Linked DNA regions of Mus musculus: regions 1 and 3 are each linked to region 2. A link is a loop called in an ENCODE intact Hi-C map of the cell type or tissue named here. Cell type or tissue: heart. All regions are shown on one strand.

Region 1 (2,500 bases), 160 kb after region 2:
GAGAGGAGAGGAGAGGAGAGGAGAGAGAAGGCAAGCAAGACATCAGGACTAGACAGAGGGCCAAAAGAGAAAGGAGAGGAAGGACAGACAGGAGACAGAGGGGGACAGATAGGAGAGAGAAGGCACAGAAGAGGAAGAAGATGGGCCCAGAGGGGAGAGCAGGGGAGGGGGAGGCGGAGTGGGGGCACCGGTCTGGAGTCCCAGCTCCTTTCCCTGTCATTAAGGGTATTGACGTGCTCAGGCGTCAACGAGTCTTTGTACAAGTGAAAGGAAACCTGATGCTGCTGGTGACCCTGAGCCCACGCCCTCCGTGTCTCCCTCCCAACTCCTCTCCTGGAGCAGAGTAAGAGGTGGGAGCTTTGAGAGCTGAGATGACTCGGGCTCCTGCCATCCCGGGTTGATCCCAGAGGGTGGCTAGGCAGGGACCCCATAGTTTGGATTCGTGCCCCCATCCAGGTCTCATCAAAACCCTCCTGACTTCTTGGGTGACTGAGGGTGAGAGGAGCTGATTTCCGTGAGGCCTTGAGGGAGACAGGGAGAAAGGCCAGAGGTTGGAATGTTCAAAGTCAGGTTCATCTTTGCACACTGTCACCGCCTCTCAGAAGCTCTCTCCCGGTCCACCATGCCCGTGGCGCTCGCTTATACAGTGCACGCTTACCTGGGACTATCTGAATTATCTGCTTGCTTTTAAATGTGTCTCCCTGACCACTTGGAGATGAAGTTTTGAAAGGACAGGGACCAGGCCTACCTTATTCACCATCGCGTCCCCTACACCTCGCCCGCCCCGGCCAGATGTTCCCTAGTGCTGGCTGACTTGATGGAAGGAAAAGAGGATGCCTGGACGTACAGACGGATGCTGCAGGCTCTGCCCTCACCCTGAACCAGCCCCTCCTCGCCCCCATCCGGGACCGCTCCCCGCCCGCGCCCGCGCCCCCGCCGCCGCCTGAGGCTGCGCCCCCCGCCTCCCCGCAGCCGTCATTCGCGAAGCTGCCACAATATTGTGAAGGCTCCGCGCTCCCGCTCCTCCGCGCAGCCCGCAGCCCGCGCGGGGGAAGGCGAGCGACGCGGGCTGCCGATGAATAATGCATGACTAAGGCGCCCCCTACCGGCGGTCGCGGGCAGCGCGCGACCCGGCCCAAACGGGCCCCCACGCAGCAGATCCTGCAGCCCGGAAACTTCGCGCCCCACGCACACCCTCCTCGCTCCAGAAACCCCAAGACTGATCAGGAAGCGAGGCTACCAGAATCGGGGAACATGCCAAGCGTGAGATCCATGTGTGCGGTGGGGCAGAATGGGGAAGCCTGGCACCTCCAGGGCCTCTGAACCTGGGCTTGGGCTAAGCCTGCAGTGCAGCCTCCAGGAAGGGCAAGCCTGGACAACGCAGGGTCTTAATTCAAAGGAGTGCAAGCAGTTTCACAAGTACTTCCAAGTTGCTGTGGAATATTTATAAGTCTGAGGTGTGGGGGAGGGGTGGAGCACAGTACAATAATATATAGGCATGAAAATGTCATAATGAAATCCAATCCTTTGAAGAGTAAAAAATACAAAGGTTTTTTGTTGTTGTTGTTGTTGTTGTTGTTAAGAAGATGCAGCTGGGTGTGCATTTGGAGGCAGAGAAGGAGGATCTCATGAATTCGAGGTCTACCTGGTCTACATCGTTGAAACCCTACCTCTCCTTGCAAAGGGGATGGGGAGATGCTCTGAAGAGATAGGTGGCTCAGGGTTAAGAACACTCGCTGCTCTTACAGAGGACCTGGGTTAGACTCACAGCACCCACAGCTCATAACCATTTGTAACTGCAGTTCCAGAGATCCTATGCCCTCTTCTGGCCTCCTCAGGCATCAGGCATCCACGTGACATACACACTAATACGCAGGCAAAACACTCATATACATACAATAAAAATAAATAAATAAAAATCACCCTTTGGAGGATGATGATCAAGAGAAAGTCCCTTTCCCCTAGCATATGTTGCAACATGCCTGTTATCCCTAGGACCCCTGGTGTGGTCACTTGCTCTCTGGGCTGGCCACCATCTCCTAACAGGAAGGTACTTAAGGAAGCCAAGTGCCCATGTGTCCCTTACAGCCGCCCTCACATCCCTGTGGCCTTTCTTTTTTTTTTTAAAGATTTTATTTATTTATTTATTTATTTATTTATTATATTTAAGTACACTGTAGCTGTCTTCAGACACCTCAGGAAGGGGCATCAGATCTCATTATGGATGTTTGTGAGCCACCATGTGGTTGCTGAGATTTGAACTCAGGACCTTTGGAAGAGCAGTCAATGCTCTTAACCACTGAGCCATTTCTCCACCACCACCACCACCACCACCCCCCACCACCCCACCCCCGCTGTGGCCTTTCTATTGACAGTTCATCTACTCCAATTACTGTCGCTTTCGCCTGATCCAAGGCCCAACCTTAGTAACCTAGAAGGAAGGGGTGACATAGTGGTTGGGAGCATGGATCTAAGTGGGTGGCTGGGTGCTATGTTGACC
Region 2 (2,500 bases):
CGGGGCCTGGTGAATTAGGACGACATCGGCATTTTTTATTGCTAAAGACGTCCAGATTGATCCAGCCCTTGGCTGAACTATGGTGGGGGAAAAGAGGTCCACATGGCCCCTGAGGGTCTTCAGATACTTCTGTCCCTCCTGAGAAACCTCAGCCCTCCCCAGCCACTGAATTACTCATGGCCAGGGCGCTTCAGGACCTAGACATGTCCAAGGGTGGAGGGGACAGTTAAGCCATCATCCAGGACTTGTTGGAGGTCTCTGGTACTGACAACTCTTTGACCGGCTTACTCTCTGCTGAGGCCCTTAGCTGGAGCTACCAGGGCTGCTCCCAGAGGATGGGAGCTAGGCACTGCACTGCACCAGCAATGAGCCCTGGCATGTCCCTGTGCATCAGGGAGGTCAAGGGAGATCAAGGGAGATGTTCTCAGCTCCTGAAGATGAGAACACAGCTGCCCCAGAGATGGACTCAGGGAAAACAGATCAGCCCGAGTCCTGGTCTGCTTCCCTTTTTTTGCGAAGTGAGGGAAAGTGCTTTTCTTCTGAAGTTCTGAGATTAGGTGAAACTCCCAAGATCAGAGAAGAAACAGGAGGTATCACCAGACAACTCCTCCAGGAAGCTGAACTTTGATACCGTGGACCTTCCTCCCTCTCTGTGTGGCCAGAGTCCAGACTTGGGTCCCACTGGGAGTGCCCTGCTCCAGCTGACTTCCTGGCCCTTCTGGCTTCTAGGAAAAGTTTCCAGAGCCTGTCCCTGGAGTGTGAAGAGCAGCAAGTCTCCCCAGAGCCCTTAAGGTGCCACAGGAGGCTCTGTCACTTGCCTCCTGCCCTGCCATCATGACATTCCCCAGAAGGGATATGGAACCCTGCCTCCTAGGAGAGGCTGGGCATGGCAGGATGGGAGCCAGCTCCAGTTGGCACTTAGGTCAGAAGGAAGAGAGCAGGGCCCGCCTTCCAGCTGAGTAATACCTCAGTCCCTTGTGCTGGCCCATTGGTAGGCTCTCCTGTGCCAGGTAGTGGGTGGTGCCAAACACTGGGCCTGTCCCTGAGTTCTGCTTCTTGGCTGGGATGGGTGGGGGCCCCATTTCTGAAGAAAGGGGGGCGGGTCCTGAAAGGGTGGTGTAGAGACACCTGATTCGAGGTGGAGGCGGGCTGGTTCTCGGCGGGGTGGAGGCCAGGGAGGGGCAGGGTGGCAGCAATGGCTTCAAGACACCTTTCTAAATATGCCCAGCAGGGGGCGTTGTACCCTTCCTGGGCACAGATGTCCCCAGGACCTCCAACTACATCCCATTAGCCAAGTGCACACCTGTCCCCTACAGTCCAACCACTCTGTGAAGGTTCCCCACCCCCACAACACACATTCCTGATTGTCCTCTCCTGCCTCCTGCTCCCTCTGCCTCAGAGAGGCAGCTGTCACTGTATGGGTCCCATGGGAGTATGAGCGAACTTTGACAAGTCTAAAAACAACCCTAAAAACCACTTAATGCCACTACCTTTCCTTCCTCAAATGAAACAGTGGGGGTCAGGGGTCACCTCTGAAGAATTACCAACTGAATTTTCTCTTAAGATACTAAAGAAGAGCACTGATTTTGACAGCCTGGGGTGTGAGAGTCCTGGCCCAAAGTTAGTTGTGATAGAGGAGGCTGGGGGAAGACCACAGAACTAAGCCAAGCCGTGCTGGACTCAGGTTGTAGGCTCAGGTGCAAGGAGAACTATCGAACAAGAGTAAATCAAAACTAGAAAGAAGCAAAGTCACAGGCTAAACTCTGCCCAGGCCAGGGAACACTCACTAGCTGGAGCCAGACCCTAGCTAGCCCCATGCCAGGCTCCCCAGACCTAGATATCTAAATGTAGTCTTTGGTTTGGCCTACTGTCGCCTCCCAAAGTAGGTGCTAAAAGGGGGCTGAGAGAAAGAAAGAGCGAGAGAGAGTCCTGGGCCCCTTACTTTGAACTGATAACAGCCACCTCAGCCCACAGCTTCTCAAGTGAAAAACACTCATTAGCCGTAATAAGCAGCTTGATCATCCGACACAGCCTTGTCCCAAATAAATTAAATTCCTTTACCTTGAGACAGTCGCCCCGAAACCAGACTAACCACCTTTCCCAACAGGACGCTGCTTTCAAAAACTAAACCACCCCCCACTAAAAAAATAAAAACACACACCCCATAAGCCACACCACACCACACACACACACACACACACACACACAGACATCTTTGCAAAGGGAAAAGTGTGTCTAAAAAACACAAGAGAAAAAACACGCAGAACAAAATCCCCCACAAAAAACCCCTAAATCCTCCACTCTCTCTCTCTCTCTGGGTGCCCCCAGCTCCCTGTCCCCTCAGTTCTTTCATAATGACAAGCATCAAATTAGTCACAGTCACTATGCGAATGACAAATAACAATGTCACCATCCAGAAAACAGGGCTAGCAGGGACTATGGGCACAGACCCCTGGCGCCTGTCCGGTACCCTCGGCTCAGCTGCTAGCTCATTGGGCTA
Region 3 (2,500 bases), 170 kb before region 2:
ACAATTAGCGGAAAGGGAACATTGTATGTAATTTGAGGAAGCGCCACGAGGTTATGTATAATTTGGTGCAGAATTGCCTGGCTGTGAGTCTGAGAGGGCCCGCATGCAGAGGAGGAGGACGGTGCTTGGGCGGGGACTGGGGGATAGTTTCTGGGCTGTCTGGAGCTAGGTCTCGAAGAACATGATAGTAAAGTTGTGTTTATTTTTAACTCGTTGCAGTGTTAATTTTTTTTTTTCGAGACAGTGGAAGTTTTTAAGAATGAGGGCAGCTGGGCACATGGCGCACACTTGTAATCCCACACTAAAGAAGCTGAAGCTCGTGCGTTCAAGGTCACCTTAGAAATACGTGGGGGGAAGTCTGTACACGGGCCGCTCACTCAGAGGCAGAGCACTCGTTCAGCGTATGCGAAGCCCTGGTTTCCAACTCAGAATGAATGGCTGCACAGGGCAGCTTGGGTCTAGTCCTGCTGGGATGCTGACAGGGCTTGGCTTACCTGAGACTTCCTTCCAGTCACCTGGTTTCTGGTTATTTGAAGTAAGTGGTGAGATTCAGTTTGCACATCTGCTCATTCGTCTCCACTCTGTTTCTCAGTAGTCAGCCACACCATTGGCAATCCTGTGCGTTTGGTTCAACTAGAATTTCAGCTTCTTGCTCTTGGACACCAAATTCTTTCTCTAATGGGTGAGTCTCCTGCAGTCTTTGCTGCCTCTGGTTGTAGGTATAAGTTTTTTCCCCATTTCTTTATTATTCACTTCCTTGTTTTGATGCAGTGTCTGACTCTGGCTCAGCCTGCCTGTCCTTACGTGGACAGGCCTCCTCCTGCCTCTGCCTCCTGAGTGCTGATCACAGGCGTGTGCTACCCACCCTGCTGGCTTTATTTTCAGTCTTTGCTCCCTGCTTCCTTCCTCCAAAATAATCCAAAGAGGATTTCTACCTTGTCAACTTTTCTAGATTAGAACTTTTCCTCACTGTATACTGTACTTTGCTGAAACTTGCTATGTAGAATAGGCTGGCCTTCTCTTGCCTCTGCCTCCAAGTGATGGAATTGCAGTTGTTGACCATCATCTTAACATTTAGTGTGTGTGTGTTGGTCCTAGTGTGCCACAGCACTTGTGTAGAGGTCAGAAGACAATTTTTGGGAATTGATTTTCTTGTTTCTTTCTTCATGCAGGTTGTGGGGTTGAACTCAGGTTGTCAGGACGGGTAGCAAGTACTTTTACCTATTAAGCCATCTCAGTATACTGAACTCTTATAGGAAAAGACGCCCTACCATTGTGGAGCTGGTGGTCTCGGTATAAAAGTACCCCTTGTAGCCTTTGGCTCTTGCTTCTTAAGATCAAGGCGGAGTCTTGTCATCCTGTGGGGTTCCACAGCATCTTTGAGTTTGGTCCTTTTAGGGAAGCTCACACCCCTGATGCCTGAGAGTCTTCTCTTGCTTTGTTTTGTTTGGTTTGAGACAGAGTCTCACTAGATATACACACATACAGACTGGCCTGGAGCTCACTGTATATACTGGTAGATCTGCCTGCCTCTGCCTATTGGGCATGTGCCACACAGGTCAGCTCAGCTCTTCTCCCCGTCCTTGAAGGTGTGGATGCTTTGTCTTCCGTGTATGTATCCTATTGTGTACCGTCTATGTGCCAGGAGCCCGAGGAGGGCACTAGACCCCTGGAACGGGAGTTACAGACAGTTGTGGTCTGCCTTGTGGTGCTGGGAACTGACTCTGGGTCCTATGCAAGAACAGGAAGTGTTCTCTCTCTCTTTTTTTTTTCTTTAAGATTTATTTATTTATTTTATGCATGTGAGTACACTGTCTTTCTCTTCAGACACACTAGAAAAGGGCATCAGATCCCATTACAGATGGTTGTGAGCCACCATGTGGTTTCTGGGAATTGAACTCAGGACCTCTGGAAGAATAGTCAGTGCTCTTGACTGCTGAGCCATCTCTCCAGCCCCAGAAATTGCTCTTAACCACCAGGTCCTCTCTCCAGAACCTTCTCTTTGTTTTTAAAACTAGAGGCTGGTTATCAAAGGGTTATTAATATCTTGGTGAATCCAGGAAGCCAGCCAGTTCTGTGAGTGTCTGAATGGCTGTGGCTGGTTGTCTTTCTCTTCAATCTCTAAGTGTACTCCTGACAGCCTTCCCCAGGGTTGTGTCTTTTGCAGCTTTTGTGGCTAACTACCTTGCTGTACTAATTGGCAGGATCCTTGTGGATAGGTAGTTCTCATTTTTTCCCCATTAGAACATTTCTTCGTGCATCCTCACGTATTCGAGTATGTACATGCATGTATATAATAAATAGCATAACAAATGTAGATATATTATAAAATCAAAGTATTCTGTGGGAAAACTTGGTGGGGATGGGAGGCATTAAGGTGATCTCACTCAGTAGTCTCGGCTGGTCTGCAGCTCATTATGTAACCCAGGCTGGGCCTCGAACTCATGCCAGTTATCCTGCCTCAGTTCCCAAGTGCTAGAATTACACACCACACCTGGCT

What was found. Peaks named below come from ENCODE experiments on the same cell type or tissue, not always from the same donor. Only the 100,000 strongest peaks of a DNase experiment are listed, where the experiment ranks them.
Region 1: it touches region 2 in a loop (4-fold over the local background); 12 of 42 quality-filtered maps call a loop at or near these places.
Region 3: it touches region 2 in a loop (2.4-fold over the local background); 3 of 42 quality-filtered maps call a loop at or near these places.

What each region holds. Positions count from the first base shown.
Region 1 is chr4:148,741,440-148,743,939 of GRCm38, reverse strand. No RefSeq gene overlaps it. Among named protein-coding and RNA genes, the nearest start is that of Gm32897, 4.7 kb to the left of the region's middle. In heart, a CTCF peak has its summit at 1,130 (motif pointing left); a DNase peak (open chromatin) is centred at 1,129; H3K4me3 peaks cover 1,316 bases; H3K27ac peaks cover 1,476 bases; H3K27me3 peaks cover 354 bases.
Region 2 is chr4:148,901,816-148,904,315 of GRCm38, reverse strand. The region is part of intron 4 of Casz1 (castor zinc finger 1); the gene reads right to left. Among named protein-coding and RNA genes, the nearest start is that of Gm15969, 15 kb to the left of the region's middle. In heart, CTCF peaks have their summits at 1,038 and 1,237 (motif pointing right); DNase peaks (open chromatin) are centred at 915 and 1,055; H3K4me3 peaks cover 1,617 bases; H3K27ac peaks cover 1,905 bases; H3K27me3 peaks cover 280 bases.
Region 3 is chr4:149,071,214-149,073,713 of GRCm38, reverse strand. The region is part of intron 2 of Pex14 (peroxisomal biogenesis factor 14); the gene reads left to right. Among named protein-coding and RNA genes, the nearest start is that of Gm46722, 26 kb to the left of the region's middle. In heart, no CTCF peak of the experiment used is centred here; no DNase peak of the experiment used is centred here; H3K27ac peaks cover 566 bases.